Regions from separate parts of the Homo sapiens genome. Here region 2 is linked to region 1. A link is an interaction called in ENCODE POLR2A ChIA-PET data of the cell type or tissue named here. Cell type or tissue: MCF 10A. All regions are shown on one strand.

The links. ChIA-PET counts read pairs that join two places held together with the same protein. Peaks named below come from ENCODE experiments on the same cell type or tissue, not always from the same donor. Only the 100,000 strongest peaks of a DNase experiment are listed, where the experiment ranks them.
Region 2: POLR2A ChIA-PET joins it to region 1 with 5 read pairs; 2 of 35 experiments call an interaction of 5 or more read pairs at or near these places.

The regions. Positions count from the first base shown.
Region 1 is chr14:58,453,344-58,458,343 of GRCh38, reverse strand. KIAA0586 reads right to left here. Exons shown (of 31, transcript NM_001329943.3): 9 at 4,871-4,994; 10 at 1,534-1,642; 11 at 365-585. Among named protein-coding and RNA genes, the nearest start is that of KIAA0586, 28 kb to the right of the region's middle. In MCF 10A, no CTCF peak of the experiment used is centred here; a DNase peak (open chromatin) is centred at 2,283.
Region 2 is chr14:58,504,712-58,509,711 of GRCh38, reverse strand. KIAA0586 reads right to left here. Exons shown (of 31, transcript NM_001329943.3): 28 at 1,003-1,157. Among named protein-coding and RNA genes, the nearest start is that of KIAA0586, 79 kb to the right of the region's middle. In MCF 10A, no CTCF peak of the experiment used is centred here; no DNase peak of the experiment used is centred here.

The sequences.
Region 1 (5,000 bases):
TTAGGATAGTAGAATGGGGGCCTAATATCCTTCATCTGAAAAGGAAAAACCTTTGCTATTTGTTTTCATGGTATTAGTTTTCATCAAATATTTGAAGGATAAATGTTTGAAAAGCACATGTGGATCCAAGAAGATATGTACCAAAGAAAGAAAAAATTAAAAGAAAAATTTCCACCAGAAAAAAGTAGTACCACCATATATATATATCCAAATTCCAACTTTATAAGTTCCACATCTTCAAAGTCAATAAAGAACCTTTTAAAAATATGAAAACTAATAGGAAAATACAGTGCTTAGAAAAAAATTATGAAGAAAGTGGAACTGACAGACTCATAAATAACCCTGGATGCCAACATCCTCTTACCTGTTGGTAGATAAAGCATTGATAAGCGAATACATGGCAGCTCCATCTTTTGCACGAATAATAGCTTCCAGGTTTTCTTCAAGTACTTTTTTATTGTTTTGTACTCCTCTCAAAATCTTCTCAGCATCTTTCAATACAGATCTTGTTGTATTGGTTGTTTGAAGCTTAACAGAATTCTGTGGAAGATCTGGAAGCTTCAACATACTCAGAGATTCTTTTGGCTTAAAAGAAAAAAAGACCAGAAAGTTACTAAACTCACAACGATTCCTTTAATCAAAATAACAGCTATCACTATTGTTGAGGCCATACATTATACCAATATATTCTAAGGACTCAATTTGTCAAACTGAAGACTTACAAAAGAATACTTGGCAATCAAAGTGTTTTTCCTCCATTTAGAAATACTAATGTGGGCCAGGCATGGTGGCTCACGCCTGTAATCCCAACACTTTGGGAGGCCGAGGCAGGTGGATCACCTGAGGTCAGGAGTTCAAGACCAGCCTGGCCAACATGGTGAAACCCTGTCTCTACTAAAAATACAAAAATTAGCCAGGTGTGGTGGCACACCCTTGTAATCCCAGCTGCTCAGGAGGCTGAGGTAGAAGAATTGCTTGAACCGGGAGGTGGAGGTTGCAGTAAGCCGAGATTGCACCCTTGCACTCCAGCCTGGGTGACAGAGCAAGACTCTGACTCAAAAAAAGAAAAGAAAAAAAACTAATGTGAGTGTTAAATAAAATAGAGGTGAGAAATCCATAGCAGTGCTAAGCAGTCCAGCGACCAATAATAGCTCTCTCTCTCTGCTGAAGAAAGCAAAATAAAGTAAAATATAAGCAAGTTGGCTCTTTATGTATGGAAGAAATGGCAGACATTGTGGATTGGATAAATGAAGTCCATTCACTCACAGGTCTCTTTTCCCCTTCCTCCCTTTCCAACAGAAGCTGGGAAGCCAGAGGTGGCTATATGGCTCAGTCCTGGTCAAGGAGCGATAAGTAGAAATCACTTGGTGAAGGCCTCTGGAAATACTTTATAAATGGAACAGATGTGGCTGACATATCTTTTTCAGTGCTTTTTCTTCATCCTTCCTCCTAATTTCTATCTTTATAACTCTTTTATTCCTTTTTAATTTTTATCTTAACTAATCATCAATTTTAAGACCATTCCCACTTTACCTGGACCATGCTATTTGTTTCTTTCTCTTTTTGGCCAAGGTCATGAAGAACATCATCAGACTTCTGCATAGTCACTTTAGTTGTTTCTAGCTCTTCACAGGAAGGAAATCTTTGAGAAGGTAGAGTTTCAACGCTACAGAAGATTTTTGAAAAAGTTTCCTAAATTGTTGTAAATTCAGTAAACATTTCATTACACAAATCTTTGATACAGTCTTAGCTATATTACTAAATGGTATCCTATTAAAATTGAACTATGGAATTAATCAGTTATGTGATTAAACAAATGAAACACAGAAAATCACAAGAGACAAAATTATCTAACCAGAAAAGTTTAGATGTAGCAGAAAAGGAGCAGGAAAAGGTTATGCTTTCAAGAAGCTAACATCCAGAAGCACTTCCAGATTGGTGGAGTAAGAAATTCTGAAAATCTGCTTCTCCATAAGCACAATGAGAACCCTAGCAAAAATCATCAAAATCAAGTTTTTCTAACCTCTGGAAATTAAAGACTTGCAAGAACCCCAGGAGCATTTATTCAAGAAAAATGGCTGACTCTAGGTAAGAAGAGCAAGCTTTATGGAATTTTTTTAACTTGCCTCATTCTCGGGACCCTATTCCCAACTCTGTGGCGGCCTCGAAAACCAACAGCCTCACAACCACTAAAGACAGTAGAATGGTTTCAAGCTCTCCTAAAAGTCTCATTCATAGTGTTTGTCTTTATTTGAACTGACTCACTGCTAGCTCAGCGAGAAAGTATCCCCAGGGCATTTTTCAAAAAACGGTGGCAATTGTTTAACATCTCAGCAGCGTGAGGTAGTGACACTAGTTGGGGCAAACAAGATTGTGGTCAACAAATGTTAAAAATCTAGGCAATGAAATGTCCAAAGTGGAGTTTTGAAAAGCTCCAACATATTCCTAGGAATCTAGAAGGTCATGCCTTCTAGTCCACATACAGGGCTATGTACATGCCCAAGAGAGACCTGGGAAGGTCCTAATCACTCACTTCCGACCTTGAGGCTCTGTGCAAGTAGGAAGTGAAAGGCTAAAACAGACTCATAATCTGCCAGGCACTGGAGGCATGCTCTAGCACATGCATGTGCATGCACTCGCACACACACATACACACACACACACACACACACGTAATCCATGGCAAAGAGAGGGAGACTTATCAGTTCAAGGCAGTTAAGGAAATCTCTTTCCAATCACTGGCAGACTAAGCTAACAAAACAGAGACTTCAGTGGGAGCACATGACAAAGAATACAGACTTCACAGAATTAGTCCAGGAAAGTCACTAAACAAACAGCAACAACAACAATAACTAGCAACAATAAACTCTGGGAGGTGAAAGAATCTAATTTCCAGAGTTGCCACACTGTATTATTTAAAATGCCCAGTTTTCAACAAAAATTTATGAGACATACAAAGAAACTGGAAAGTAGAGCCCAAACACAGAAAAAAGCACAGTCAAAAGAAACTGCTGTTGAGGAATCCCAGATATTAGACTTACTAGGCAAAGACTATAAATCAGCTATTACTAAAAGAAACCAGTTTTAAAATTAAAGGAAAGTATAAGAATGAAGTCTTGCCAAATATAGAATGATCAATAGAGATAGAAAACATTTTTTTAAAAGACAAACAGAAATTCTGCAGTTGAAAAATATAACAACTGAAATGTATAATTCACTAGAGGGGCTCAGCATCATATTTGAGTTGGCAGAAGAATCAACAAACTTTAAGACAGGCTAATTGAGATTATGAGGAAAGGAATATGAGGATAATTGGGGAAAGAAAAATGGATGAAGAAAAATTAAGTCTTAGAGACCTGTGGGACACCATCAAGCACACCAACATACAACTCCTCATCAGAAACCACAGAGTCCAAAAGGCAGTCAGGTGACATATTCAAAATGCTGAAAGAAAAAGAACATCTACCAAAAATTCTGTATGTAGCAAAATTATTGTTCAAAAGTGAAGGAGGGGACACCAGGGGTGTGTGTGCAGAGAGGGATGACCATGTGAAGAGACAGCAAGAGGGAGGCCACCTGCAAGTCAAGAAGAAAGGCCTCAAAAGAAACCAACCCGGCCAGCACCTTGATCTTGAACTTCCAGCTTCCACAACTATGAGAAACCAAATGTCTGTTTAAATGACAACGAAAAAGTGAGAAAGAAATTAAGACAGTACCAGATAAACAAAAACTGAGAAAATTCACTGCTAACAGACCTACCCTATAAGAAATACTATCAGGAGTCCTTCAGGGTGGAATAAAAGGACACTGGGCTAACTTGAATCCATATGAAGAAATAGAGTACTGTTAAAGATGAACTATATAGTTGAATATAAAAGCCAGTATATGTATTTTTGTTCATATCTCTTTTCTTTTCCTATCTGATTTAAAAGAGCTGCATCAAGTAATAATTATCAGACTACATAGATGAGCTTATAATGTATAAAGATGTAATTTGTATGATAATAATAGAAGAAAAGGGGAGGGAACAAGGCTTTACTGGAGCAAAGTTTCTGAATAATATTGAAATTAAATCACTATTAATCCAAATTAGATTGCTTTAAATTAATATGTTAATTGTAATTCCTGGAGTGACCACGAAGAAAATAACTCAAAAAATAATAGTAGAGAAAATGACAAAAGAATTAAAATGGTGCAACCAGAAAATGTCTAATACAAAAGAAGGCACTAAGGGAGGAACAGTGAACTAAGACCTAAGGCATATAGAAAGCAACATGGTAGACACAAATCCTACCTTATCAGTAATTACATTACATGTAAATAGACTATACAATATCTCCACATAAAATTACTCAACATATGGCTCCTCTAGTTCTTATTACTGTAGTTTTTAAGATGTTGAAGATAAATATAATTATCATGGCCCAGATTTGATTTTTTTAAAACTTTTTATTATGTAAAATTTCAAATATACACAAAAATAGAGAAAATACTAAAATGAACCCCATACACCCAATATTTAACTACAACAATCATTAACTTTTGGCTAGCCTCATTTTATCTATACTCCCAACTTACTTGCCCCTAACCTATCTTGGATTATTTTTGAAACAAATCCTAGATATCATTTAATCAGAAATGAATAATCCATACGTTAGAAATTAATAACCTGCATTTTGAAAAAATGAGATATTCATTTCATAGCTATATTATAGAAAGGGGGAAGATATATTAGCATCAAAAAATAGTAACTAAATCTAAGATAAATTTAAGAAGCAATGCTATAATTTATTAAAAGTCCCAAAGAAATTTGAAAAATCTTAACAAAACTCTTTTCAATCTAGTTTTCATTCCAATCTCTTGTTTTTACCTGTTTGTTTTCTCAGGAGTCCATCCTATTTTTGACCTAGTTAGTGAGGTGGTGTTTGATGATTCACTTTTTCTTGTCAAAGAATCATTATTATTCAAAATTTGTTCCAATAGTCTTACATTTCCTGAAA
Region 2 (5,000 bases), 51 kb before region 1:
ACTAGTTTTTCCTGATCATTGCTTGGTCACAGATTGGTAATACTGAACCCCACATAATCATGTGTTCCATAAACAATCTTTATCTTACGTATTTTTTGGTTTCATCCGTAACATGTCCTGCTGCATAATACCATGAATACTTATTCATAAATTAGTTCAAAATGGGTAATTTTGAACGAATTGCCAATACACAAATAAAAAACTACTTAATATTGAACTTTTTTAGATTAACATCTTGGTGAGTAATTAACCTATTTTTTCAGTACACAAGATTGCATGGGCCATTGGCTTACCTCAGCATTAAATTTCTTATGCAATACATTTCTTATGAAACACTTTTTACAAATTTCAATGTAATAAACACTTATCAAGCACCTACTATATGTAAATTACTGAGCTAGGTATTGCATGCAGATACAGAGATGTAAATGAAATCGCTACCTTACTTTTATATATATTATTTTTATGTTTTATTTACTTATTCATTTTTTTTGAGACAAGAGTCTCACTCTGTCACCAGCTGGAGTGCAGTGGTGTAATCTGGGCTCACTGCAACTTCTGCCTCCCGGGCACAAGCAATCTGCTGCCCACATCAGCCTCTCAAGTAGCTGGAACTACAGGAGCCGAGCTAATTTTTGTATTTTTTGTAGAGATGGCATTTTGCCACATTGCCCAGGCTGGTCTGAAACTCCTGGACTCAAGCGATCCACTGTCTCAACCTCCCAGAGTGCTGGGATTACAGGTGTGAGCCATTGCACCTGGCCATTATTTTATTCTTTAATTTAAAGATAGGGAATTAAGGCTTAAAAGAGGCTAAGTAATGTGTTCTAGGGCACAGCTTGGGTGAACTAGATTTATATTCAGACTTGAGTTAGGAAATAAAGGAGGCATGATTTGAAGCTATCTGACTCCAGAGGCTTGGCTCTTGACGGGGTACCACGCTAAGGCAACAGTGTTTCAATTCTCATTTTAAGTAAAATACAAGTGCTATTAATTTGGTACCTGGGAAAAATCTTCAGCGGCTACTGGTAAATTAACATCATTTTCTTGTGCTGTCAGAAGTGTTGTGGGAAGAACCAGCTTAGAATTTGGCTCCAACTCCAATTCTCCCAAACTCATTGGACCATGACTAGCACATGAATCTTCATAAATACTACCTGTTATCAAAAATGTAAATAAAAAGTTAAAATAAAGTGTTAAATTTATCTTCAAAAATGAACAAGTAGTTGACTAAAACCACCAATATTTCTCACCTGCTGAATTAGAACTAGCAGTGTACTTCAAACAAAAACACCTGGACCAAGCCTTCACTGCAATTAAAACCAAAACTCAGAGAGAATGCAAAAAGTACCTATGTTCAAACAAATCCATGGAATATTCTATGTAAAGTTCCAGTCAACAAGTTGCCCATGCAGTTCATCTGCAGCCTCCTTCCCACATACGAACTCTTAATACTCCTGCTTACCTTTCCTATCTCTAAGAGTCAATAGAATACTTTCTATCTAAAATGTAATCTTAAAGCAAAGGGCAATTTCCTGCCTGGAAAATGTTGGTATTGCCTAGCTCTATTCTGTAGATTTTGTTCTTCAAGTGATCAAGCTCTTATTTTCTTATCTAAATGGCACCTCTGGCTGAGTGCAGTAGCTCATGCCTGTAATCCAGCACTTTGGGAAGCTGAGGTGGGTGGATGCCTAAGGTCAGGAGTTTGAGACCAGCCTGGCCAACACGGTGAAACCTGTCTCTACTAAAAATACAAAAATTAGCTGGGTGTGGTGGCATGGCACCTGTAATCCCAGCTACTCAGGAAGCTGAGGCAGGAGAATCGCTTGAACCCAGGAGGCGGAGGTTGCACTGAGCTGAGATCGCATCACTGCACTCCAGTCTGGGTAACAAAATGAGACCTCGTCTCTAAATAAATAAATAAATAAATAAATAAATAAATGGCACCTCAGTCAAATCAGTAAAAAGAAGACAAGAGCAGAGATATCTATGTATCTAACCACTGTACCTTTGTATTGCACTATATACTCCAAGCACTTTCATATATGAGTACATTATCTTATTACATTTGAACTTTACAATCATTCTGTAAGATAGGTTAGACATCATTGTAACTGTCTCTCACTGACATTACTAAGGTTCAGAGAAGTTAACTAACTGTCCAAAATCAAAGAGCTAGCAAGAAGCACAGAGGAATTAAGTCACTGCTCTCTGTTTCACAGTCTTGCTAGACAACCTTTTAAAATATAATCAATAGAAATAGACCTGAAGAGTTATATGCAAATTAAGTTTTAAATATATATATTTAAAATTTATATACATAAATCATATATATAATTCATATATATGATATATTATATATGATATTATATATTTATATATCATATATAAATATATATGATATATAAATCATACACATGATATATATATAAATCATACATATATATAAATCATACATGATTTATATATAAATCATACATATAGATGATTTATATATATAAATCATACATATATATAAAAATCATACATACACATATATATATATACACTTTTTTTTTTTTTAAAGACAGAGTCTCACTCCTGTTGCCCAGGCTGGAGTGCAATGGCATGATCATGGCCCCCTGCATCCTTGACTTCCCAGGCTCAGGTGATTCTTCTACCTCAGCATCCTGAGTAGCTGGGACTACAGGTGTGCGCTACCACACTTGGATAATTTTTTGTATTTTTAGTAGAGACAGGGTTTCGCCATGTTGCCAAGGCTGGTCTGAAACCCCTGGGCTAAAGTGATCTTCCTGCCTCAGCCTCCCAAAGTGCTGGGATTACAGGCATGAGCCACTGCACTGCACCCAGCCTGAAAAAATATTTCAAAGACGCCATAGATATTTTCCATTTAAAGGCATTCTGTTGACAATTTCCTAGATATAGCAAATAATCACTCTGATTGATCTTTTATGTTAATCTAGGTTTTCAATGGGCTTTTACATAAAGCGAAATACATCTATTGAGTTTTAATTTTTTTTTTTTTTTTTGAGACGGAGACTCACTCACCCAGGCTGGAGTGCAGTGGTGCAATCTCAGCTCACTGCAACCTCCACCTCCCGGGTTCAAGCGATTCTTCTGCCTCAGCCTCCCTAGGAGCTGAGACCACAGGCACGCGCCACCACACCTGTCTAATTTTTGTATTTTTAGTAGAGGCAGCGTTTCACCATATTGGCCAGGCTGGTCTTGAACTCCTGACCTCAAGTGCTCAAGTGATCCGCTCACCTCGTTCTCCCAAAGTGCTGGGATTACAGGCATGAGCCACCATGTCCAGCCGCATTGAGTTTTGATTTTTACTATTATGGTATTAAATCTGTATAAAACAATTTATCAAAATTATTACCTGATTCTCATTTAATTATCTAACATAAGATTAATTTAAATAATGGTAATAATACTTATAATTTAGAGTAACTAATGTTTCAGGCTTTATTTGTCTCTTTATATTCTGATACGCCTTTTTCTATTCCTATGTGACTTGTTCAACATTTTTCTAAGAGTGGCAAATGAATTAAGAGAAAAGAATTACATATAATGTTAAAAAAAGAAGATATTGAAAACTCTTTTGCTGATATATGGTATATGCCTAGAAAACCCAAGAGACTTTAATGAAAACAAAAGAACTCTATTAGAACTAATAAGAGAATTGGTAATGTGACTGGATAACAGATAAATAGATAAAAGTGATTAGCTTTTTCCTACAGTATAGCAACATAATCAAGCCATGAAAGCACGGAAAGTATAAAAGTTAGAAATATCTACATATAAATTTTTAAATTATATGGCAAAAAGATCATCAACAATGTCAATGAGCAAAATATAAATTTGGATAAAGATATTTACAATACAAATAGTAGAAAACATCTAAACTATAGAAACAGCTTTAAAACTAACAAGAAAAACTGAGAACCTCCCAGATGGGAAAAGAACTTTATAGGAGCACATACAAATGGCCAACAAACATATGAATGAAAAGACATATAAACTCACCAGGAGTCAGAAACATATCTTCATATTTCTACTGAGGTATGTAAAAAAACTAATCAACACAATTTCAGGAGGGGATGTAAGGAAAGGGCACTAATAAATTGCCGATAAAAATAAATTGGTTTAAACTTTCAAGAAAGCAACTTGGCATTATCTATTTCTAAACTAAAGATACATTTGCTCGTGTATAGAAGAGCTTCCCAGGAGTACATACACTGGAGTAAGGAGGAGTATATAAAACACAACAATCTGGTAGGATGTGTGTGTGGATACTTACTCTAGCATTGTTTATAGTGCAGGGACATGTTAATAAACATCCATCAATAGAGAAACAACTAAATAAATTATTGGAAATCAACACTATGAAGTTTTACGTAATCATTAAAATGAATAAATTTAAGTAATACCGGTTGACCTGGAATAATCTAAGGGTTTACTGGGTAAAACACAAAATGCAGGCAAGTGTGCAAGATATGATCTTAAGTTGTAAAATAATGGCAATCACACATACCATATATATTGTACATGCATGTGTGCATATAATTATATGTGTGAGGTAAAAAACAGGAAGGTTATATGCCAGAATCTTAACATGGGTTACTTGGGATAAGGCATACATGGGACAGGAAAAAAGTGGTGGTGGGGAGCACTCAAAAAGTGCGTAATAGCTTTCACATAATACACCATCCTATAATTTAACAGATATTTACTATGTTCTGTATACTATATAACCTGCTAGGTGACAGGGATATGAGAGTACACAAGATAAAGTCCGTACCCTCACATGAGATTAATATCAGTGTGATAAGAGCAACATTAGGCAGGTGACATTAGAGAATTATAGAGAGTACACATGACAGGTATTTAACCCAGTGATAAGGGTCAGGAAAGGATTCCCTGACAGCAATCATAACAGTGCTGAATTTGCTGTGTCTTCTAACAAGCAGGCTCATTGAGTGTGGGTGTCTTACCTG